3 separate regions of the Homo sapiens genome follow, and all the other regions are linked to region 1. A link is a loop called in an ENCODE intact Hi-C map of the cell type or tissue named here. Cell type or tissue: IMR-90. All regions are shown on one strand. Each heading gives the region's core, and the rest is flanking DNA. Links, peaks and the distances in the headings are about the cores only.

Evidence for each region. Peaks named below come from ENCODE experiments on the same cell type or tissue, not always from the same donor. Only the 100,000 strongest peaks of a DNase experiment are listed, where the experiment ranks them.
Region 2: a loop joins it to region 1, with 8 times the contacts of the local background. A loop is called at or near these places in 13 of 110 quality-filtered maps.
Region 3: a loop joins it to region 1, with 2.9 times the contacts of the local background. A loop is called at or near these places in 13 of 110 quality-filtered maps.

Annotation. Positions count from the first base shown.
Region 1 is chr4:176,273,248-176,281,730 of GRCh38, reverse strand. It overlaps a transcript of ASB5 not described here. Among named protein-coding and RNA genes, the nearest start is that of ASB5, 8.3 kb to the right of the region's middle. In IMR-90, for the core only: a CTCF peak has its summit at 3,986; a DNase peak (open chromatin) is centred at 3,990; H3K27ac peaks cover 222 bases.
Region 2 is chr4:176,029,855-176,038,337 of GRCh38, reverse strand. No RefSeq gene overlaps it. Among named protein-coding and RNA genes, the nearest start is that of WDR17, 32 kb to the left of the region's middle. In IMR-90, for the core only: a CTCF peak has its summit at 3,645 (motif pointing left); no DNase peak of the experiment used is centred there.
Region 3 is chr4:176,336,939-176,345,421 of GRCh38, reverse strand. No RefSeq gene overlaps it. Among named protein-coding and RNA genes, the nearest start is that of SPCS3-AS1, 21 kb to the right of the region's middle. In IMR-90, for the core only: a CTCF peak has its summit at 4,279 (motif pointing right); a DNase peak (open chromatin) is centred at 4,301.

The DNA.
Region 1 (8,483 bases), core at 310-8,309:
GGCCTGAGCCACCACACCTGGCCCAGATTTTTATTTTTAATTAGCTTGCTTGGGAGTCATTGGGCTTCTTCAATGTGTGGATTGATAGCTTTCATTAGATTTGCAAAATTCTCAGCCATTACATTTGCAAATTTTGCTGTTGGCCATTTTTTAAATCTATGACCTCTATTAAATATATGTTAGGTTTTCTAATTATATCCTCAATTCCTCCTGTTCTTGCTTCCGTCTCTTTCATCTTGGGTAGTTTCTCCTGACATCTTCAGAGGTGCTAACTATGAGTTACATCTATCTGCTGATGATACACCCAACCATTGAGTTACTAATTTTAGACACTATGTTTTCTAGTTCTAGGGTTTCTCTTTTTCTTTTCATTTTCATTTTTTTCTTTTGCTTTAAATCTGTGATGTTCTTTTTAAAGATTCCACTTTTCTGCTGAAATGTTAAAATTTGACTTCTATCTTTGTGAGCTTAATAAAATACTAAATAAATTTATCTTCACTATCTGAAATACCTATGGGTCTATATCTGTTTGTGCTAGTTCTCATTCATATTGATGTGTCTTTCTGTGTGTTTCCTTATTATTTTTGAATGAATCCTAACCCTGTTTGAAAAACATGTATAGAAAAATTTAGGCCCTAGAACATTACCTTCCTCCAGAGAGCATTGTTTCTTTTTGTTAGGTGCCTATGGGCACTAGCAATCTTGAATCACCTTAATCCAATTTCAAGGATTAAAATTTTATTGCCCATGCAGACATTGAAGGGGCTCATGTACTTCTGGCTTACTCATTCTTACTGCTAGATTTCAGCTCTTCTGGATGTCAAGTCTAAGTGTTCAGCATTCCATTTGCTATGGTCCTCAATCTTGGTAGGCCTGTTTCTTCAACTTTTATTTCCGCTTTCCTGAAGAGACTGTATGAGGATTGCTTTATCTCCCTGCCATCTCTTCCTCATAGCAAATGTTCCTGGAGCAAAAGTGGTCTCAGCAAAAACAAGCAATGGGAAAAGGATTCCCTATTTAATAAACGGTGCTGGGAAAACTGGCTAGCCATATGCAGAAAACTGAAATTGGACCCCTTCCTTTATTTATCTTTGCAATATAGTTTTTATTTAATTGCAGTATAATTTACACAGTGTAGAATTGCACACATCTTAAATAAAAATTAACTCAAGATGGATTAAAGACTTAAATGTAAAGCCCAAAACCATAAAAACCCTAGAAGAAAACCTAGGCAATACCATTCAGGACATGGGCATGGGCAAAGTCTTCATGACAAAAACGCCAAAAGCAATGGCAACAAAAGCCAAAATTGACAAATGGGATCTAATTAGAATAAAGAGCTTCTGCACAGCAAAAGAAACTATCATCAAAGTGAACAGGCAACCTACAGAAAGGGGGAAAATTTTTGCAATCTACTCATCTGACAAAGGTCTAGTATCCAGAATTTACAAGGAACTTAAACATATTCACAAGAAAAAAACAACCCCATCAAAAAGGAGGCAAGGGATATGAACAGACATTTCTTAAAAGAAGACATTTATGCGGCCAACAAACATATGAAAAAAGTTCAACATCACTGATCATTAGAGAAATACAAATCAAAACCACAATGAGATACCATCTCACACTAGTCAGAATGGTGATTATTAAAAAGTCAAGAAATAATAGATGCTGGTGAGGCTGCAGAGAAATAGGAACACTTTTACACTTTTGGTGGAAATTTAAATTAGTTCAACCATTGTGGAAGACAGTGTGGTGATTCCTCAAGGATCTAGAACCAGAAATACCATTTGACCCAGCAATCCCATTACTGGGTGTATACCCAAAGGAATATAAATCATTCTACTATAAAGAACATGCACATGGATGTTTATTGCAGCACTATTTACAATAGCAAAGACTTGGAACCAACCCAAATGCCCATCAATGATAGACTGGATAAGGAAAATGTGGTACACATATGCCATGGAATACTATACAGCCATAAAAAGGAATGAGATAATGTCCTTTGCAGGGCCATGGTTGAAGCTGGAAGCATCATCCTCAGCAAATGAACACAGGAACAGAAAACCAAACACCTCATGTTCTCACTCATAAGTGGGAGTTGAACAATGTGAACACATGGACACAGGGAGGGGAATATCACACACCGGGGCCAGTGGGGGGTTGGAGGGTGAGGGAGCAAGAGCATTAGGACAAATAGCTAATGCATGTGGGACCTAAAACCTAGATGATGGGTTGATAGGTGCAGCAAACCACAATGGCACACGTATACTTATGTAAAACAAACCTACACGTTCTACACTTGTATCCCAGAACTTAAAATAAAATAAATAATAATAATAAAAATAAAAAAGTAAAATAAAAAGGCACCTGAAAAAAAAAGTGGTCCCAGAGTCCATGCTCTCCTCTTTGGATTTTCTATTTGTCCTGGATTCTTGGTCTGATGCTTTCTCATTTTCTTTATAGCTTTTAGATGCAACTAGAAGCATGGTTTAATGTTTCATCTAGAAATCATTGTCTCCAATGGGAGGTTTGTTCTGAATTAACTAGCCTGCCGTTACCAGAACTGAAGATTTATTTATCTTTGCAATATAGTTTTTATTTAATTGCAGTATAATTTACACAGTGTAGAATTGCACACATCTTAAATAAAAATTTGTTGAGGGTTTTTTCCCCCAAATGTGTATTCCCATGTTACCATCACTGAAAGACAGATGATGTTCCAATATTCCTGGAAAGTTACCACATTTCCTCTTCTAGTCAAATCTCCAACTCATCCTATCCCCCGCAGCAATGTCCTTTAATTTCAATAGTCATATATTTATGTTGTTGACTTTAAACTTCATATAAAATAAATCATATAACGTACTCTTGCTCAAAGTAAGTTTTTGAGATTCATCTACATTTTGCACATATTCGTAGCTTATTCCTTTTATTGTTCTACTGTATTATGTTATGTAAATGTACCAGAGTTAGTTTGTTTCCTCTTGATGAAAATTTGAGTTGTTTTCAGTTTTGGTTAATATGAATATATCTTTTATGAACATGCTCAGGATTCCTTTGAATTTTAATTTCTTGTGGGTAATGAGAGGCCATTCATATTTAAACTTAGGATATAGCTATGTTATTGGAGTTTCTTACACCAAGCTACGTACCAGGCTTCATCTTCCAACTTGGTCTTCAACAGTTGGTTTTACTTGTCATATATTTTGTTATTTCAAAACTTATTTATTTAACAAATTTTTATAAAGCACTTAGTATGTGCTAGACATTATTCCAAATACTTTTAAGTACTGACATATTTAATATTTAATCATTCTGACAACCTATTGAGATAGTTATTATTAGTATTCGCATTTTACGAATTATGAAATGGAGGCATAGAAAGGTTAATTAACTTCCCGAGGTCACAGGAGGAAAAGTAGGAGAGTTAAGATTCAAACCAAGGTGCTCCTCCTCCAGAGGCAATGCTGCCTTTCTAGAGATGTTCATATGTGGCAAGGAATGCCTCCAACATAATCTCATATAACCTTAGAATAAACGACCAGGCCCCTTTCATATGCTGCAAATGTTCTTTACAGTAAACCATTGCACAAAAATTAGGTACATATAAAATGTGCTCATTTGAGTAGCAAGGTTGGTAAACTGAAGAGACTCTCCACAAGTCAAATATGGGCAAAGCGTGCTTACCTGTCGACCCCATTCGGTTCCTCATGAATGTTTCCTCACTTGTTCGGGGAGCGAGTTTTCATTCTCTCCATGTATGAGTTGCCAAATTCATGTGATAAATATGCAAGAGGCTGAAGAGTTCAGTCCCTTCAGTGTTCTTGTGCAGTCTGCCTTCCCTTGCCATTCACAAAAAAAATCTGATCTTGGTTTCATGGACCTCAGTATAATGATATTCATCTTTGTTGGTCTTTGCAAAACACTGCCAAAGCCCATTACTGCCTTTGGTGATATTACAGACAGAGGCCAGGCGGGGGAGCTCCCCAAAGGACTCTACATAGAAAGTGTGACCAAGCCAAGCTCGGAGGCAGTTACCATAAAAAAAAAAAAAAAAAAAAAAAAATGAAGCCAGAATGTAACTGGAAAGCAAAATAGAGGCTTGAGAATTGTCCAAGTGAGAAAGACAAGGAGAGAATATAAACATTAAACTAATGCTGAGGTTGGTGGACAAATAAAGGCTTCACTCGACTTTTTATTGATTTGACATTCTGGTACTAGATAAAGGAAAGAGCAAAACAAAGTGCAGGATCGAGAGAAAATCGATTGCTTGAAAAACTGGGTATTTTACTTGCTGCAAGTCCCGACTGTGTCAGCTGATGAGTTTAACACTATGACAGCACAGTCCTCACCTGCCTGCTCGCTGCTGTAATCCCCACACTGTTGTGTGCCCTATAGCACCTGGCACACGGGAAGCGCTCAAGAGATGTGTGTGAATGAAGGAGCCACATCTTGACTTGCGACGCGGAGCAGTAAGCTGCAGTTATTTGGTAGCGGTAAGCTGGAGTTTGAAAAATTACTCTGGGGCAGGTTTGTTTACTGTTTTTGAAAAGGATAAAATCAGGGGCTCACCAGTTGCGGGGCTGCCTTTAAAAGGAAATTAAAAATGCAGGGCATATTCTCATACACCCTTCCAATGGGCCTGTAACATAACTATTTTCCTGTTTTCATCGTTGAGAAAACAGGCTCAGAGGGATTAAGGAACTTGCCTGAGTTCACACGGCTCATAACTAGAGCAACTAGTTCTTCTGAAGACCTTGCCCTGCCTGCCTACCACTTTCTGCTGACTTATCCTGATTTTCCTGGGACATACAGCATGTCAGCTGCTAGATGCTCATCAGAGCAAATGTCGAGGCTTTAAGGTGGCCGTGTACTTTTTGTTGTCTTCATTTCCCTACTGGTACAACTTCAGTTAATTCACGGGTTGCGTTAGGGTTACGGTAATATACAACAAGATGTATTTGCTGTTACTATTCTTATTATCATTGCCACGATCACATCTTCAGGTAAGAGTTCCCAGTTCCAGAGCCTTGATTTCTTAAATCAGGAGCCATGGATGCCAGTGTGGGATATGTTTTATTTCTAAAACCCAAAATATCTGCTGTCTTCCCAGGATATATCAAACTATTGAGTGACTTTGTTATGGAGCCTGGGAAGATGAAATTACTCAGAATATTTGTGATGTGTACATTTCTTAAGAAGTTACAGCTATCTTTCATACCATGGAGCAAAAAATACATCATTTGTTTTATATATAACATTGGTTATGAATTCTGATTATAGAAATGGATATATTTCCTAACACCAGAGGGGGGCTGATTGATTTCCTTTATATAGTTACATGTCTACAGTAGGCAGTGAGTATGGTACTATTGGAAGTTGGACATTTCACTAGACAAGCACACAGTAAAATTTCAGTGCCTGGCATGCAACAGATTCTAATTTAACTTAAATAACAAAGTAAAAGTAATAATTACAATGTAGCTAATATTTGTTGAGCTCTTACAGTGCAGGCGAGTGAGTGCTTCATATGAATTATTGCATTTAAACCTCCCAACATGTGAAGTAGATACTTTTATCATGGAACTCTTTACAGGTAAGGAAGTGGAGGTGCAGGGAGGGTTACCAGATCGTCCAAGATTACACATCTATGGTAGAGGCAATACTTGAACTTAGTTTATGTTTTACTACACTGGGTAAGATATTTGAAATTAGAGCAAGGTTGAATATGTAGTATCCTTTTCACATATTATTTTATCCCATTAAGCTTAACAAGGAAAAGATGAAGCCCAGCTCATTTTCTGTCTTCTATACACAGGTGGAAGAATAAATTCTACCTCCTGCTTGCCTCGCTGCAGTGGGGATGAGGGAGAGGGGACTCAGCCAGATGCTGAATTCCCCAGACAGCTGACAGGTTCCCAATTTCCAGGTTTGTATTATTGCCTGCAAGTATGAAGATGGGAATATTACCAGCTAGTGCATGACTAGTGCTTATCTTCCTTCCTCCAGGATAGAAGCACCAGAGGCTAGCAGGGACTAGCCAGAGGCTGAGTGGTGGTCACCAGAGTGACTCCTGCAGCCCCAGCAGACATGTGCTGAGGCTCCCCTTTGCTCATATTCTATGGGATCGTAGGGAGCTGGGAGATGGAAGCAGGAAGAGTACTAAGTTGACTGTGTAAACTGCTGGAGAAAGGTGAACTATGTACTAGTATTGCTCATGTTATATAAAAAGTATTAAATTTATAAGTCTAATAAGAACATGTTTAAAATATAATTTTTTTCTCTAAAATTCATAACTGGAGTTAAAATAGATTTGAAATGCATGCACACAAGGCAGTACTTATGTTGTTAAAGAAACTATAATCTTAGAATCCTAAACAGGGTCCTCCTAGACCCCAATTTTATTAGCCAATTGGCCATGTTCCAGGGTAAATCATATATTTTACCTCAAGAAATGATCATTATTAATTCATACACGTGTATAAGAATGCTGATCAAATTGCTATGCAGGGCCTGATGCGGAGGCTTATGCCTGTAATCCCAGCACTTTGGGAGGCCGAGACGGGCGGATCACCTGAGGTCAGGAGTTCAAGACCAGCCTGGCCAACATGGTGAAACCCTGTCTCTACTAAAAAATACAAAATTAGCCAGGCATGGTGGCATGCGCCTGTAATCCCAGGTACTCAGGAGGCTGAGGCAGGAGAATCGCTTGAACCTGGGAGATGGAGGCTGCAGTGAGCCCAGATAGTGCCACTGCACTCCAGCCTGGGCGACAGAGTAAGACTCCATCTCAAAAAAAAAAAAAAAAAAAAAAATTGCTATGCTGGAAGTACTGGAAAGATCACTGTGGTATCATTTCACTTCTAATGTAGTCCCATGCTTTGGATCTTCAAAATGATGTCATTGAAAGGTTTCCCTTTCAATAGTCTTTCAAATATGTGGTTAGTTAAAATGAGATGGTTAGAACAAATTCTTAATCATAGAAGATTTGGGTGAGGCACATCAGCTTTGGCCCAGTGACATACTCCACTATTTAGCCAAAGGCTATTTATAACCCACACAGGGCACAAATGTACACTGTAGATCACAGGGTGTGGCTACCTCAGAGGACAGTGGTTAAACCAGGCAATTATCCATGTTTCAACACTAACATCTGAATAATAACCTGAGAGGCACTGCAGGGCAAAAAACCTGGGTGGGAATCTCAGTACTTCCACTTCAAGATGTATAATCTTGTGCAAATTCCTTACCTTCTTTCAGTCTCTGTTTCTTCATCTGTTGTACAGAAGGGATAATGATACCCGCTTCATAATTTCTCTTTACAAGGACTCCAGAAAATATAAATATATCAGGGGTTTTTTTTCCGTACAAGTGAGAGAAGCCCTCAATTCAAATTGATTTGATTAACAACAGCAAAAATGACTTTATTACTTCATATTACTGTCAAATCTATATTACTGTCAGATCAGCTACTTCAGGTGCAACTAACTAGATCCAGGTGCTCCAATGAAGGTACCGTGATGCTGCCTTTTCAAATCTCAGCTGTGCATTTCTTTTTATTGGCTGAATTCCTAGGCGAGCTATTTCTTTACTGTCAGTTATACCTCCAGCATCTTTAAGCTTAGATCTTGCTATCTTAGCCTCCCCCTGCAGAGGAAGAGCACTTTTTCCAAAACTCCAGCAGAAGTCCCAGAAATATCTTTCTTGGCTAGTTTTGGTCAAGTAACCTTCTCGAGAGCCGGGAGATAAGTACATGGACTTAGGTTGGGCAAGATACGATCCATTAAAGAAATGCTGGGTTTATAAGAAAACAAAAAACCAAATTCCTAACATTTCATTCTAATAAACTGTGTAGAAAATTTCTTGGCATATAGCAAGAATTTTAATGGTTTTAAGAAATCTATTTTTTAAACTCTTATATATGCAGAACTACCAGCTTTCAGCCAAGTTTTTCTGGACAACATATATATACGAATAGAGCTCATTTAACCTAAAGCAATTTCTAGTTAGGGCAGATCTCAATATGTGATGTTTGATGTAACTCAATTTTTAGGAGAAAGGCTGTTCTGTGTTCTGGGGAAAGCTAGTGATTTTCTCCAAAGAACCTGGATGCAGTCTAAGTTAATGACCCTTTTTGTGGCTAAATATCTTTTTGATGGATTATCACAATGCTAGCAGAAATTACTCTTTTGTTCCATCATACTGGTAGTATGGCAAGAGACCAAATGAACATCTAAGGGTTCCATTTGCCTTTATTTTTTTTTCTCACGAGATTTCACAAAACAAAAAAAATGAGGATTATGTTTTCAGTAGTGTTTTAAATGCAATAGTGAATATATTACCGTGACAACTTGCATACTTTTTTCTCTTTCCCTTTATCAGCCATCATTGGCCTTCAAATTTATGGGTATATGACTTTTCTTAGTTTGTATTCACTGTATACAAATAATCCTCAACAACCCTGTTCTAGGGCTAGG
Region 2 (8,483 bases), core at 148-8,147, 240 kb after region 1:
TGTACAACAAACCTCCATGACACACGTTTACCTATATAACAAACCTGCACATGCACCCCTGAACTTAAAAGCTAAAGAAAAAATTTAAAAATAGAGTAAAATAAGAACTCTACAATTAAATGATTCACAATTCAACAGGAGCAATAATATATTAGGTTGGTGCAAAAGTAATTGTGGTTTTTGCCATTATCTTTAATTAATTTTGCCATTAAAGATAATGGCAAAAACCACAATTACTTTTGCACCAATTTAATAAAAATGGATGTTGGTACAATTATAATGCTGTTGTAATGGATAAGTGACTTTGGGCTGGGACTTGAACTGAAAATAAGAGTGTTCCAGGAATAAGTGCATCTGTATGTATGTGTGTGACATGTGTACACATGTGTGTGTCTGCATGTGGGAGTGAGAACATGGGGAGAGAAGAGCAGGACAGAATGATAGAGAGACAGAGATATTGATTGATTCATGATGATGTTACTAAATCACGTTATGGAAGCTGGAGAATAGAGCAGAAGATGGGGACATGTTGAGTCACAGATAACTTCAGAGGGAGAATATCCACTTGATAGAAGATGGCTTAGCATTCGAGCAAGAAGTTAAGGCGGGGGATATTTGCCCATTTATTTGTTCACTCAATAATTATTATTGGGTGTTAACTGTGCCTCAGGCATTGTAATAGAGATTCTGTTAGGGAAGTAAACACATGGATGAAACAACATGGACTATTTCTTCAGGAAATTTATGGTCCATCGAGGGGGAAGACATGTAAGCAAACATAATTCAATTATTAAGAGAATTATATTATAACAAACAATTAGATGAAAAAGCAGATATAATTAAAAGGTATGATTTACAATTTAAAAAATTATTGAGGACCCCAAAGAGCTTGGGTTTATTTGGGTAATATTGAAATTTATGGCATTAGAAATTAAAACTAATAATTTAAAAATTTTACTAAATCTCTATAAAAACAACACTAATTAACTCATTGCAAGTTAACATAAATAACACGTTTTCTAGGAAAAATACCTGTATTTGCCAAAATAAAAAAAATTAGTGAGAAGAGCAATGTTATTTAACATTTTTGAAATCTCTCTAATGAATGGTTTAATAGAAAATCACTGCTGAAGTCTCTTATCTGCTCTGCATTCAATCTGTGGTGATATCACGCACATGAGCCCTCTAGAAAACTATAGTGAAAGAATAAGAGAAAAACACAGGCAAATGATGCCTTAGTATTTTTATGTGAAAAAATGTGATGTTATGTAAATGATCTCTGGAAACCCAGCCATTCGTGGGTCTCACTTTACACACCACTAGTCTACTGTGTAGACTTGTCCTATCACCAGTCTCAACCCAACTCTTCAGCCTGCTCCCAAAAGCATCCAACAAATCCGTGCCCACTTCAAATCAAAGGTCTCAAACACTAGGTGCTCTGTGAACAGAATCAACTGGCAGTAAATCCCTTAATACCAAAAGCTTAGTGTGCTGATTTTCATAGAAAGTGAGGGGCAGAAGAGGCTCTGTCTCACTCTCTAGCTGGGCTTGTGGGAAGAAAAACCACAGAGAGAATTACAAAAAAAACCCATACCCCTGCAAGAGGAGGAAACACAGACAACAGGCCTACACTTCCCAGGTGCCTGTGACTTACAAATGAAAGTCCAGTGGTGGTGGGGAATGCAGAGTATTATGTCCTTAGCTCTCCTCTGAGAGTTTGAAGAACTCTCAGTGTAAATACAGAGGTTAGTTGCATGGTTAAAACAGATAAAATATTATGTTTCCAGATTTCCATTTCATAGAGAAATAAACTCATGTACAATGTAAAATATGGTGACTCTCTGAGCCATAATGTGACTGGACAGGACTAACGTAAATTTTCTAGTCCAAGAGTGAGTGGAGTAGAGCCTCAACCTAGTGAAAATAGAAAGTAGATTAAAATCAGAATTGGAGAGTATTACAGCTAAGTATAATATAAAGTGGGATGCAAGGAGAATTGTGACCTGAAAAATGAAAGAGATATTTTGGATGGAGTAGTCAACTATGAGAGACAGACTCCAAGGAGGAGTCCACTGGCACTTCCTTCCTAGTTTAGACCCACTTCTTGGTGAGACTGCAGTCCTTCAATCCATGGGCCAATCCTAACTGGATAATAGTCCACATTATCACCCCAAACTAACTTAGATCTGACTCAGCACAGTCTTAAACCCAATTTTTTCTCTGTAGGCCTAATAATGAGATAATTTATAACTCAAATCTGAAATCTCAAAGGTGACAGCACTTGGACTTAAGTCAATGGAGAACAATAAATGAGCGAGTTTGAGAGTTTGGCTTGAAGCTTTTGCTCAGAGGTAGAGAATCTGTATCTGGTTATTTCTGCTGGGAAAAATATATCAAGGATTCACTTTGTAAGTAACGAGGATGGCCTCTGTAACTTCTCCACAAATGCCTGGGGAGAGACACACTGAAAAATGTAAAAAGGGTAAAGTCTGGAGTTGCCATGGTTGTTTCAGAAAAAAGAAAATGAATTTTAAGCCATAGACATATGTTTGGGCTCCAGGTTGTCACTTTCTAGGCTTGTGGTGCAAGAAATTTACTTAACTTCTTTGAGCTACAGTATCCTAATTTGTGAAGTGTGAAAAATGGTACCTATTTTACGGAGTTATTTTAAGGATTAAATTAGGAAAGGATATAAATGTGCTAGGACACAGCTAGTGTATGGTAGGCAATCAATAATCATTATTATGATTATAATTTAATATACACTTTATATAACTGAGTTTTATTTCTAAAGGGTGGATAAAATATGTATTTTTATAAATAACTCAGTTTAATAGGGGATAAATAATTTCTTCATTATGAAGTAAAAGCAATTTTTTTGGGAAAAGATAAAATAAGGTTATAGTAATATATTGTTCTGTTTAGTTAGTATTTAATATGTGTGTTTCTCTTCTTAGGCTAATATAACATATCCCCCCTTTCAGATAATTTAAATAGGAAATCTTGTAACCAGTGTTTTTGAAACAAGGGCTATTTGTACCCAAATTGTCAAGGAGCTTGTTAAAAATTCAGTTTCCTATACCTTCTGAATCGGAACTCTGTGTTGCCCGGTTGTCTAAATTAAAAAACAAAAATCTGACTAAACGCAAACGCTTAAGTCACTCCAATAGAGTCAACAGCTGCTCCTGATTAGCTCAGGACTTTCCTGGTTCCAGTACTGAAAGGCCCACCTCCCTGCTCCTTGGAAATCCCTCAGCCCCACTAAGAAAATGTGGGTGCCAATAGCAACAGTGGGTAAAATTTTCTCCACTATGTGAGCACATAACATGGCCTCACAGCGTGGTAAGGTACATTTACAACATAGTTACAGAGAGCCTCCTCCACATGTTTAATGCCAAAGGAGAAACTTTAAGTGAAGCATATTTCATTACAAATAGAAAAGGAAAATTTACCTGAAGAAAAATTGGATTCACTTAAAGGATCTGCTCAAACCATGATGGTTTGTCACCCAAGTAGCTAGTTACTACAAAACAACATAAAGAAATAAAGAGATTTAAGCCACAATTTCATTAGCATTATATTTTGTAAAAAATCAACACCAGTTTGCTTTGCCAATTAACAATTCATTCCTGTGGTTAGGCTGACCTCTGGTGGGAATGTGATTTCAACTACAATTATTTGAGAGCAGATTCTTCAAGTGAATCAGAATTTTCTTTAGGGTTTTAAATCTTCATTTTCTATAAGAAATGAAATATGCTTCACTTAAAGTTTCTCTTTGGCATTAAACATGTGGAGGAGGCTCTCTGCAACGCTGTAGATGTATCTTCTCATGCTGTGGGGCCTACCGGGTATTCATATCGTGGGAAAAATGTTATCCACTGCTGCTATAGGCACCCACATTTTCTTAGTTATTACTAGAGAATATCTTCTTTACATGAAATCCATAACAAGATAGGTAATTTAAAATTTAGTCTCTAAGCACTGGTCTTATTTGGTGTGCCCTTGCCCCTAACTTACCTTTCTCCCAGATTTCTATGTGTGTTTTTCTTTTCTTTTTCATTTTTTAAATTTTACTTTAAGTTCTGGGATACATGTGCAGAACGTGCGGGTTTGTTACCAAGGTATACATGTGCCGTGGTGGTTTGCTGCACCTATCAACCCATCATCTAGGTTTTAAGCCCCACATACATGCATGCATTAGATATTTGTCCTAATGCTCTCCCTTCCCTTACCCCCGCAACCCACGACAGGCCCCCGTGTGTGATGTTCCCCTCCCTGTGTCTATGTGTTCTCATTGTTCAACTCCCACTTATGAGTGAGAACGTGCAGTGTTGGTTTTCTGTTCTTGTGTTAGTTTGCTGAGAAGGATGGCTTCTAGCTTCACCCATGTTTCTGCAAAGGACATGATCTCATTCTTTTTTATGGCTGCATAGTATTCCATGGTGTACATGTACCACATTTTCTTTATCCAGTCTATCACTGATGAGCATTTAGGCTGGTCCAAGTCTTTGCTGCTGTAAATAGTGTTGCAATAAACATACATGTACATGTGTCTTTATAGTAGAATGATTTATAATCCTTTGGGTATATACTCAGAAATGGGTTTGCTGGGTCAAATGGTATTTCTGGTTCTAAATCTTTGAGGAATCGCCACACTGTCTTCCACAATGGTTTAACCAATTTACACTCCCACTCCCACCAACAGTGTGAAAGTGTTCCTATTTCTCTACAGCCTCGCTAGCATCTGTTGTTTCCTGACTTTTTAATAATTGCCATTCTAACTGGCGTGAGATGGTATCTCATTGTGGTTTTGATTTGCATTTCCCTAATGACCAGTGATGATGAACTTTTTTTTTATATGTTTGTTGGCTGCATAAATGTCTTCTTTTGAGAAGTGTCTGTTCATATCCTTCACCCACTTTTTAATGGTTTTTTTTTTCTTGTAAATTTGTTTAAGTTACTTGTAGATTCTGGATATTAGCCCTTTGTCAGATGGATAGATTGCAAAAATTTTCTCCCATTCTGTAGGTTGCCTGTTTACTCTGATGATAGTATTTTTGCTGTGTGGAAGCTCATGTGTTTTTCTTTTGCTTCCTTCAGGTCTCTGATGAAATGTTGTCTTATCAAGGAGATGTTCCTGACCACACTATATGGAATAGCAACTCTTTCCCTGCTACTTTCTATTATTCTTATCCTGTTTTAGTTCTCTTTTGCAGCAGTCAACAATACTTGATATATATCTGTTTATCTATCTTCCTATCATATCATATCTATCTATCTATCTATCTATCTATCTATCTATCTATCTATCTATCATCTAACTATCCATTCCTCCACCCATTCATCTAATCTGTTATTTATCTATCCATCTCATCTATTATCTATGTGTCTATCCACCCACCCATCTATCCATCCATCTAATCTGTTACCTAACTGTCCATCTATCCAATCTATATTATTCATCTGTCAATATATCTAATCTATTATCTATCCATTCATGTAATCTATTATCTTTGTATCTATCTATCCACCCACCCATCCATCTAATCTATTAGCTAACTATCCTTCTATCTAATCTAATCTGTATCTATCCATCCACCTAATCTATTTTCTTTTTCTTCCTTTCTTTTCTATTATCTATCTATCTATCCATCTATCTATCATCTATCTATTCATCCATCCATCCATCCATGCATCCATCCATCCATCCATCCATCCATCCATCCAATCTAGTATCTCTCTATCCATCCATCTAATCTGTTTTCTATCATCATCCATTTCTCTCCTATTTCTCTTTCATTTATCTATCTTCTATCTATCTACCTATCTCATCTGTCTATTTCTCACTATTCCTACTAGAATATAAAGGCAGGGACTTTGTTTATATTGTTTACTGTTATATCCACAGCATTTAGGACTGGATTTCTACTATGTACTTATTGATGCACAAGACATATTTATTAAATGAATGAATGTCCTTTTTAAATTAACATAATACCCATAATATCCAATCTCTGAAAGACAAAGAGCAGCCAAATACAATACTTGAGTCCTCGCAAAGAAAGTTTTAGTTAAAAGAAATCACACTACAGGCAGTCCTTTCACAAGTAAATGACCCAGTTACCTAATTTCATGAAGTAGAAATAGAGTAGTAATAACATGTGTCATTCACAGGCCTGGGCAAGCGAGCAGCAATGCTGGTTGTGATGATTGTATAAGGCCCCAGGCACGAGGGAGGAGGTGTTAAAGTATCTCTCCAGAGTAGCCTCAGGCTGCATATAAATTGGGTTGAACAGGGAATCAGGAGATCAGGGCTACAGAAGCTGCATTAATCTTCAGGTTGACTGGATGACAAAAACAGGAAAAAAGGATATAAGGTGAGCGGCAGGAAGATTAGAAACTACTCAGAATACCAAGTGCTGTGTTGGTTTGGACAAATTAGAGAAGCACTTCTGTAGTAGAAGTTGCTTAAGGACTTATTAGCAATGTTAATGTGACCAAGCTACCTCTTGCTTCATAATTACACTTCATAAATAGATGAGAACTTAATCCATTGTAAAGTCATACATCCCATGGTAAGCACTTAGTATGTGTTAACGGCGGTTTGTTTTTTTTATTGCCGTTTTTGTTTGTTTGTTTGTTTTTGTGAGACAGGTTCTTGCTCTGTTGCCCAGACCGCAGTGCAGTGGTGCAAGCAATGCTCACTGCAGCCTCGACCTCTTAAGCCCAAGCGATCCTCCCACCTCAGCCTCCCCAAGTAGCTGGGACCATAGATGTGCACCACCAAGCCCAGCTAACTTTTTATTTTTATTTTCATTTTGTAGTTACGGGGTTATCCTATGTTGCCCAGGCTGGTGTCAATATCCTGGGCTCAAGTAATCCCCCCGGCTTGGCCTCCCAAAGTGCTGGGGTTACAGGCATGAGTCACTGTGCCCAGCCTTGTTTTTGTTGTTGTTGTTGCATACAAGTGGTCCTGTTACATTAAAATATCACATATGATTGGTATAATTCATGATGTCAGAGCTTTAATTAAAAATGAATCCATTCTGTATGTGCCTCACTGCACTTTCTAAATAAAACCTCCACTCTAAACATTCAGAACACTAACTTAGTCATTCTCATTCTTCTCTGATGTTTCTATATCCCATTTTTGTCCACTACCTTACAATTGCCAGATAAACAAAGACCAGCATGGGATAAAAATGATTCCCCAACAACTTCAGGACACTATAAGATTCTTAGATTGGTTTCATTTATTAATTGAATATAGTATTAGTTATGTTATGAGAAATACAGACTTTATCATTTTACTACCTGTCACTGATTTCTTTAAAAAGAATAGGGAATCGATGTGTATTTTTTTATCTTTCAATTATTAAAAATCAAAACACCATCATAAAATTAGCTAGATGTTTTTCTTACCTCATAATCTACAGATATATTTTTTGCCATTTGAATGAAAGTTAATAGAATATTCTCTATACTACTCATCACCAATTATGTTGATTACTTAGTTTTAAAGTCACATAGAAAACTGCTTTTCAGTCCATCAATACTTTATCATTTCTTTATGCTGCGCTAATCACAGTAACATAAACTGTATCTACAGCTAAGACTGTAGCCAAGAATCAGAAAATAATACTATAAATGATTCTGTGTCATCTGAAGTTATAAGCACTAGAACTAGCACAATTTTATTTTGAATCAAAGGACTACAGACCAACTTCAGAGCATACTAATTCTTCATTGTCAGCAATTCTAACGATCATTTGAATTACCAAATTCTGGCTCATTTGAAGTACTCAGAAAAAGGGAAGGCTGAAAGAATCAATAAATTGAACATCATAGGTAAGAAAAATCCTAGGAACTAAACCTCCTCTGTTCCTGAAGAGAACAAGAAATAATATTCATGAATGGCCCTACATCTGGTATTAAGTCAAATAATGCCTTTGGAGATATTTTAAGAAGCAATTGCTAAAACTTATTTTGATGAACCAAGTATCAATTACCTTGAATATCAGTTTAAAAAGAAAAATCTCCTGTATCAATAAAGATATGTAAATGAAGCAATATTTCTTTTTTCATAATTAAAAAAAGTTTATATACATATTTGTACTTGATATGTTTCAGGCATACATTTTACCTCAATCAATTGGAAAGTTCATTAAGAGCAAGATGAATATTCATCTTTTTTATACTGTTAGGGCTCTGAATGCAGCTGTGTTCATGAAACAGAGTTTTTGCTGTTGTTTTTATTTTTCTTCTCTAAATCAAGGTGCCCCATAATTTCAGGGCAGTAAGATATTCTTCTCTCATTTATCCACTGACATTAAGTCAATATTACAGCTTTTTAGTAGCCTAAAAAATTACAAGCACATATATTTTGCTATTCAAAACATGGTTACCTCAGATAGGTTAATAATACTATCCTTCTGTATTGCAGCTATTTGCCACTTACCCATTTCAAAAACTACCAGGTGCTT
Region 3 (8,483 bases), core at 148-8,147, 64 kb before region 1:
ATTACCTCCGATACCATCACAGGCATTGATAAAATCAACTAAATGTGCTTTCCCTCTAATAGGTCACAGAGCAGCCTGGCAATTGGGATTAGCATTGTCGAAAGCTAATAACCACAACACTATATCCTGAGCAGCTGAATCTGCAATCACCTTTTTAAGAGACTCCTGTAACTGCGCTATAAAATCTGCATATGGTTCTTTTGGTCCCTGTTTGACAGAACTAAAGGGAGGGTATTGTTCTCCTCCTGAAGTGATTTTTTTCCCAAGCTCTAATGCACACTCCTCTAAGCTGCTCTATGGCATCATCCTGCATGACCACTTGTGCATCTAAACCAGCCCAGCCGCCGACCCCTAAAAGTTGGTCTGCAGTTATATTAATCTGAGGTTGGGCCTAGGCATTACAAGCAGCCTGAATGGAAACTTCATCTGCCCACAAGGTTTTAAATTGTAAGAACTGAGTAAGAGTTAGACAAGCTTGAGCAAGAGCATCCCAGTCAGTAGGAATCATCTGACTGGAAACAGCAACATTCTTTAACAGTTCCATTACAAAAGGAGAACCTTGTCCATATTGATTAATAGCTTGTTTAGATTCTTTGAGTAATTTAAAAGGAAAAGGCTCAAATGTAGCTATAATATTTCCCTGTTGATCTGGGGGGTGTATTCTAATAGGGAACTGCCAAGCCTCTAAATCACCCTCTCTTCTAGCTTGCTGAATTCCTGCCTGAATAGAACTGAGAGCGATCGCTTGAGGCGCTGCTTGAACAGTCACTGGGGCAATCACTTTTTGCCCAGCATCCTCCAGAAAAGAAAGATCTGGAGGGTCAGGCCACTCTTTTTCTTCAAAATAAGGAGGGGGTGCAGAAGGATAGGGATAAACCTCTCCCTCCTTTGCCACTTTAGCTTTAGCAGGCAAACAAACTTGCTCTGTTACTTCTTCTGTTACTTCATTATACTCTCCTTTCTCCTCATCATCAGTGTGAAAAGGTTCCAAGGTGGAACGAACCAGAGCCCACACTTGTCCCATTGTTACACTGATGCTTCCGAGCTCCCCTTCTTACTCACCATAGGGATTGCTTAAGAGTACTCAGGTGTCCTCCAGCATAGTTCCACATTCTCCAACCATCACTCCGGGGACCCTTTGACCTGGTTTCAAACCTCCCATATTGGGCGCCACTTGCCGAGACCAGCTCAGGCGTGGAGACCTAATCCAGCGGCGCTAGAGGAATTAAAGACACACACACAGAAATATAGCATGTGGAGTGGGAAATCAGGGATCTCACAGCCTTCAGAGCTGAGAGTCTCAAACAGAGATTTACCCACACATTTATTGACAGCAAGCCAGTGATAAACATTGTTACTATAGTTTATATATTAATTAAAAGTATTCCTTATGGGAAACAAAGGTATGGGCCGAAATAAAGGGATGGGCCTTGCTAGTTATCTGTAGCAGGAACATGTCCTTAAGGCACAGATTGCTCATGCTAGTCTGTGGCTTAGGAATGCCTTTAAGTGGTTTTCCACCCAGGGCAGGCCAGGTGTTCCTTGCCCTCATTCCAGTAAACCCATGACCTTCAGCATGGGTGTCATGGCCATCATGAACATGCCACAGTGCTGCAGAGATTTTGTTTATGGTCAGTTTAGTGGCCAGTTTATGGCCGGATTTTGGGGGCCTGTTCCCAACACCTGTGCTCTCCAGAGCCCAGGAAACCCTCCTGCCCCCTCAGGCTTGGAATTGCCTGCTCCCAATGCCTGGCCTCTCCCTGCTTCTGGCACCCACTCCTATTCTGTAGTAAAGTTGAGGATGAGCCTGGGTGCTGTCACAACCTAGCTGGGTGTGTGTGTGTGCTTGAGGCAGTGCTGACATGCCAGGCCCCTGCCACCTCAGCCCCCATCCGACTTTGGGCACTGACAAGCACAGGAGGGAGGCTGAGGTGGGGGCTGAGAGCAGCTCAGTGCAGGGCCTACAGGCACCCCTTGGCACAAACAGCCTGGGCACTGTGCATGGCAGGTTGATGGTGGCAGGAGGTAGACACACTCCTGGGCACAAAGGAGCAGGTCACCCAGCGAAGCCCCACCTTCAAGCCAGGGACAGAGTGAAGCCTGGGGGTCAGGTTATCAGTTCTGCAGACTGGATAGAAAACTTATGGTGCTTTTTCTGGGCCTGCCCACGGCTGCCCACGGACCAGTCAGCATGCAGTATCTCCCCTCTAAAGCCCATAAAACCCCCAGACTCAGCCAGGCTTGGGTAGAGGATGGGACAACTTGCCTGTGGATAGGAGCTACCAACTCTGGGCCTCCTCTCCACTGAGGGCTGCAGACAACAGGTTGACCTGGCTGCAGAGAGGAGCTACCTCTGTGGTCTCCTCTGAGCTGCTCTGTCCCTCAATTAAGCATCTCTTTGCCTTGCTCACTCTCCACTTGTCCACATACCTCATTCTTTCTGGACATGGGACAAGAACTCAGGAACTGCCAAATATGGCAGGGCTGAAAGAGCTGTAACACAAGCAGGGCTGAAACATGCCCCTTGCTCACCACATTGCAGGCAACAAGGAGGAAAGAAGAGAGAAAAAGAGAAGACCTGCAGCCTTTCGAGGAGCCCAGATCTAGGAGCTCCCAAGCCAGGGCTGTGAGGCCCTCATTGGGGGTCTGCAGTTCCTGGCATCTCCAAGCTTGTGGACACCACCATGTTCCCCCGTGCCAGCCATGGAAGATGCTTGTGGTATGCCTGGTCCAGCCACAGTCTAGCAGGGAGCCAGCACCCTTGCCAACACCTGGAGCTGTCCACCCCACCACAGCAGGCGTACCTCAGTGTGTGCAGTGACTGAACCCCACACTCGCTTGCTCACACACCACTCAATACTCTGCACTGGGGTTGCCCTTGGCAGGTGAGGGATCCAGGCCAGTAACGCGAGTCGAGCACAGCCTGCCAGGCTAAGTGGGCAGAATGAGCCCAGCAGGCCTGAGCAAAACTTGGGCAAAGGCACCAGCAGCCACAGAGGTTTCTGGCTGGAAAAGCGACAACACCCCAAGGATCCTGTGACTCTGGGAATACAGCAATGGACAAAGACAAAAATCCCAGCTCTCGTGGAGCTCACATTCTTAATACTTTACATTTTTAACTAGTAAGAATCATTAGCTTAAGAATTTATTAAATCTGCATGACAGTATTTCAAGGTTAACATAAAATTTTTTAAATCAATGAATACAAAATAATAAAATAAAGACAAAGATTCAATTAATTCAAAATAAAACAATATGAACAAAACAAGTATAAAAATACATTATACATGAATAAGAGGGGCAAAACAAGCCCAACTACATTATTAATCACTATAACCACCAATTTAAATTTAAATAGCTTACCAGATTGGATTTTAAAAATCCAGCTCTATGCTATTTAAAAGAGACATATCTATGAGGACATGAGGACAAGGAAAATATTTCCATAGTTTTAATGATAGAAAATCATGTAGTGTAGGGCCATACTGTTTCCTGTTGTCAGCCAATTTGTAGTTCAGATTGCCCAGAAAAATACCATGCTTTCTGTCAGTGGGTTATTCACCATGTTTAATTTATTTGCCTTGTTTCAATGAAAGGAGATTTACTGGCAATCTGCACAGAGAAGTGGTAAGACTGATTTATTTGTTAGTCTATTAGAAATTTAAAAATTTTGTTCTTTGTCACTGATTAGCATAGTCTCAGTTTATGAAGTTAGACATTGCTGCTGGGTGCAGTGGATCACATCTGTAAATCCCAGCACTTCGGGAGGCTGAGGTGGGTGGATCACTTGAGCTCAGGAGTTCAACACCAGCCCAGGCAACATAGTGAAATCTCATCTCTACAAATACAAAAATTAGCAGGGCGGGGTGGCGCCTTCCTGTGTTCCCAGCTACTCAAGGAGCTGAGGTGGGAGGATTGCTGGAGCCTGGGAGGTCCAGGCCAGAGTGAGTGCAGATTACATCACTACACTGCAGCCTGGGTGACAGAGTGAGAAGGTGTCTCATGTTCTAAAAACTAAAAAAACAAACAAACAAAAAAAAAACCCCACAAAGTTAGAGATTGCTTTCTCTTACATTACCACTCTCAACTCAAAGCTTTTAGCAATTTTTATGTGAGGCAAGACTAAATAAACTGATAAGTGTACAATTATTCTTGTGGGTAATTTTTCTTTCTGCATTTTGGTGTTGTAAACTGTGTACATTAGATGGCAATACTATAGTGTGAGAGAGAGAATTAGCGATCTAGTACTTGTTTTCATGAGCTGTATCACCAGAGGGCACCAAAGGACCAGTTATGAGCAAAAAAAAAAAACAACAAAAAAAACCCATTCGGGAAAAAACCACTGTAATGATTGCACTGTTTTTACCCAACCTTTTCACAAGCACATATCTGGCCAGTGTGAAGACTTTCCGCCTCATAAAGGTAACATGAAATACAAAGCTTCAGGGTATCAGGTCTACACAGTGCATAATGCCATGCCAAAGGCTCTCTGGTGCTATCACGTTTTATCGTAAAGAAAGAAATTTTTAAATCAGGAAACTGGAAAAATTACTTTCCTCTCTAGTGACTTTACTGCTTACACTAGATTAAAAAATATTTCGTTTATAGTGAAAATGATTCTCCAGTGCTATCTCACTAATCATTTAATTAATTGAAACAGTAATGCACTAGACATATTTGCCTCTTATTAATGTTTGGAAAGCTTGTAGTCCTGAGTGTATTTCTTTTGTTGACAATTTCCTTTGAAATGTGATTTCTAGCAGGGGTAATTTGACTCTTTTAGTTAACCAGAAAACGTTAGATGGCCATCAAATATTTAGAGCAAGAGTTTGGAAAATGACACATAGTAGATGAGCAGTCAGTAGCACATGTGGTTATTTGTAAAAGTGCACTGACTTTGGAGTCAGCTAGACCTGTGTTCAGGACCCTCTAAGTCTGACCCTGAGCTCAATGTCCTGAGTCTATTGTTTTGCATTTGAATCATAACTCCACTGTCCTATCCTTTGAATTCTCCAATATGTGTCTTGCCTCAAGGTCTGGCTCTTGCTACACCTTCAGCCAGGATTTCTCTTCCACCCAGTATCCCTGCGGCTTTCTCTTTCATCTCCTTCAGATATCACCTTGTGAAAGAAGTCTGCCATGACCATCTTACTTAAACTAGCATCCCAGTACTCCTTATCTCCCTTCCCTAATTATTTATCTTCATAGTACTTACATCCTATGACATGAAATATGATTTTCTCATGTGTCTGTTAAACATTCTCCCTGCTAGACTGTAAATTCCATTAGCGAATTTTTTTTTTTCCTGCTTTGGTCACTGCTCTGTCAACTAGAACAATGCCTAGCAAATAGGAGCACAATAACTATGTGTTGAATGAATGAATCCCAAGAATGTTATGACTGGTCATTTTCTTGGAAAATCACCTACCACATAATAGGTAGCCAGTAAATTGTAGCTCTTATTATGAAAACTTTTAGGCTGTTATTATCATTACTTTTAATGGCAAAAACAGCAATTACTTTTGCACCAACCTAACAATTCTTACTACTGTTTGAACTGACTTTTCTTTTAAACAACGGTCCTGAAATTGATTTACCAGGTAATAACCACCAATTTTTAAAAAAATGAATGAAAGAATAAATAAGCATATCCCCATAAGTGTATGTATTTTGTGAAACTTTAACTGTAATTTTGTGTGTGTGTTATGAATGTGTTATAAAAGCACAGAAGATACTGACAGACCTTTCATAGGTTTTCCTGGAGATTGTATACCTGTTAAATAATGGATCTTCCTTGCTGGAAGGAAAATGACCAACACAGAGACTTAGATTTGAAAGGACTGATCCGCCTGGCCAAATTTGGCAATTCCAACCAGGTAGTGATGTTCCTTATTGTTTTCACTCATGGCAAAGATTCTCAGCTATCTAGGAACTTAAGCTTCCTAGGCCTTTGCATCCGTCAGGAGAATTCTAACTAGCTGGCTCAATGTGACAAGTGACATGTTATTCCCCTGCCTCCAACCCACTTTAATATATTTATTCTTTAATTAATATTCACTGCAGTTGGAATACTTTAATTCTTGACTCTCTAAGACAAGTGGAGAAATCTTAAAGGCAGGTTTGAGAATTGAGGCCACATTACAAAACAAAACAAAACCAAACACCTCCCAAGAAAGTGTAAAGTGTTTTGAAGAACTGTCTGTATCACCACATTCCATTCCAGAGTATAAGCAATGTCTGGCGCATTAAAGATACTAACACACACAAATGAACAATGTAAAATGGATGAAATCTGAATAGTCTATTAACTGTACCAACATCAATTTCTATGTTTTGATACTGAACTATAGTTAGTAAGATGTCACCATGAGGGAGAACTAGGTGAAGGAGTACAGGGGACCTCTTTGTGCTAGTTTTCAACTTCCAGTAAATCTATAAAAGGATCAATAAAGGCCTTTAAACAATATAGTCTCCTTACCATCCATGACCCTTTTCAAAACTGAAATTATTGTTAGACTACTTCCCAGAAATGTATTTCTAGTTAGTAGGGATGGGTAGACAAAGGAAAAATCTTAGAACCTGTCAATGGTTTTATAGGATCATTTCACTATGGGAAAGATCATCAAAGATTGTTAAGTAGACAAACGACCAATGGAGTTATTAATATAATGCACTGATTTCAAGTTAAAATTAAAATAAAGAACTTGCTAGAAAAAAAAAAGATGCTGAGCAAATATTTAATTGAATTTCTTGATTTACAATCAAGTGCAAAGAGCTGGTCGGTGGCCAGTGAACTATCCGTCTTTAAGTTAAAGTTATAAATCATTTTGGATTTTGGGTTCCTCATCTCTTTAGGGGATTAGGCTCCTGATTAGGTTTGTTACACATTTGCTTTGACCATTGTCACTGCCTGGATACTGACCCATATCCTTGCTGTCACAGTAGAGGATTCCGTATTTTTCTTAGCTTTCCTAAAGGCAGTGACATTGTTGAAAATTTCCAGAGCCCTGTGCTCCCAGGAAAAAGCAATGGTTTTAAAAAAAAACCTTTTATGTTGTGAGAAACAGTTAACTTCAAGGAACCACCTCCCTTGGCATATCCAAGAACTGACCCCCCCCATCCTTCCCCTTGACTCCCTTGTTTACCTGCCTCTATAAAACCCCAAGCCTCCTTCATTTCTTTGACACATTCTGCTGCAGAAATGAAAATTCTCCCTATTATAATATCTAAAGCAAAATTATCTTTATTGCCTGGTGCATTTTGTCTTTCACGCCAACTTCCATTCAAAGCTTTATTATTTGTTTTCTCTGGCCCTTTTTAGGCCACATGGTTAAAATGAGGGTATATTTTCCTATACGCTTCAAGATCATTAAGAAATTAATCTATATGATTGAGCTAAGAAATTGATTTTTTTCTATTCTTACCAGAAAAATACTAAGTCTGTTGTTCAGAGAACATCTGTCTCCTACACCAAAGATACTGAAGAAAGACTCATTGTTCTGAACAAGGTAAAAGAATTATTCAATTTGCTCTACAATTATCTGTAAAAAAAAAAAATACATATGACTTTGCAAAGAGACTTTAATGTTTGTGTTCCGTTCGGTTCTGTTTCCTCAACTCTGCTACATTTCACAGAAATAACAAAAACCTGCTATGTACTAAAAATGCTGGGAAGTCCTTTCCCATACATATTTTTTTGCTCACAGCAATTCTAAAAGAAAGGTATTCTCATTCCCATGTTTCTGAGGAAGAAGCACAGTCTGTATGGAGGAGAGTTCAGGCTCTAGTGCAGGTGCCAGGCTTTGAATATTGGCTTTACCACTACCTACCATACTGACCTGGAGCAAGTTACTCACCTATCTTGATCTCAGCTTCTTTTTCTTTAAAATGGGAATGATAATAGTACCTACCTCGTAGGGTTGTTGTTAGCATTCAGTTTAATATATGCAAAGCACACATAATAATGCCAGGCACAAACAATGAATATCAAACATAAGGCTTAGACAACTTACTCTAGTGAGCATTGCTTAGCCAATTTCACATTGCTAGAAAGTGGCTATACCAGAATCCAAACCCAGATATTGCTGACTTCAAAACTAAGACACTTTCTATTTCATAACACTGAAGAAGCTGGGAGAAAGGTTAAAAGAGCATTATTGAATGAAAGAAAAGCCTGATACATTTGATTATATTAAGAAGCTTGATTGATCAAAAGGAACCATGAAAAAGTGAAGGGGTAAGCTAGAAGACTCAAACTGAGAGTATACAAAGAAATCCTACAAATCAATAAGACAAATAGAAAATGGGCAAAATTTGAACAGGCACCTTACAAAAGAAATCCAAATGAACAATAAACATGAATAGAAGTTTCTCATTTTAGCAAACAGAGAAATATAATTTACAACCAAAATAAGATACCATTGGTTATTCACCAGCTTGGCAAAAACTAAAGTCTGCAAACCCAAATTTAGGCAAAGAGAACT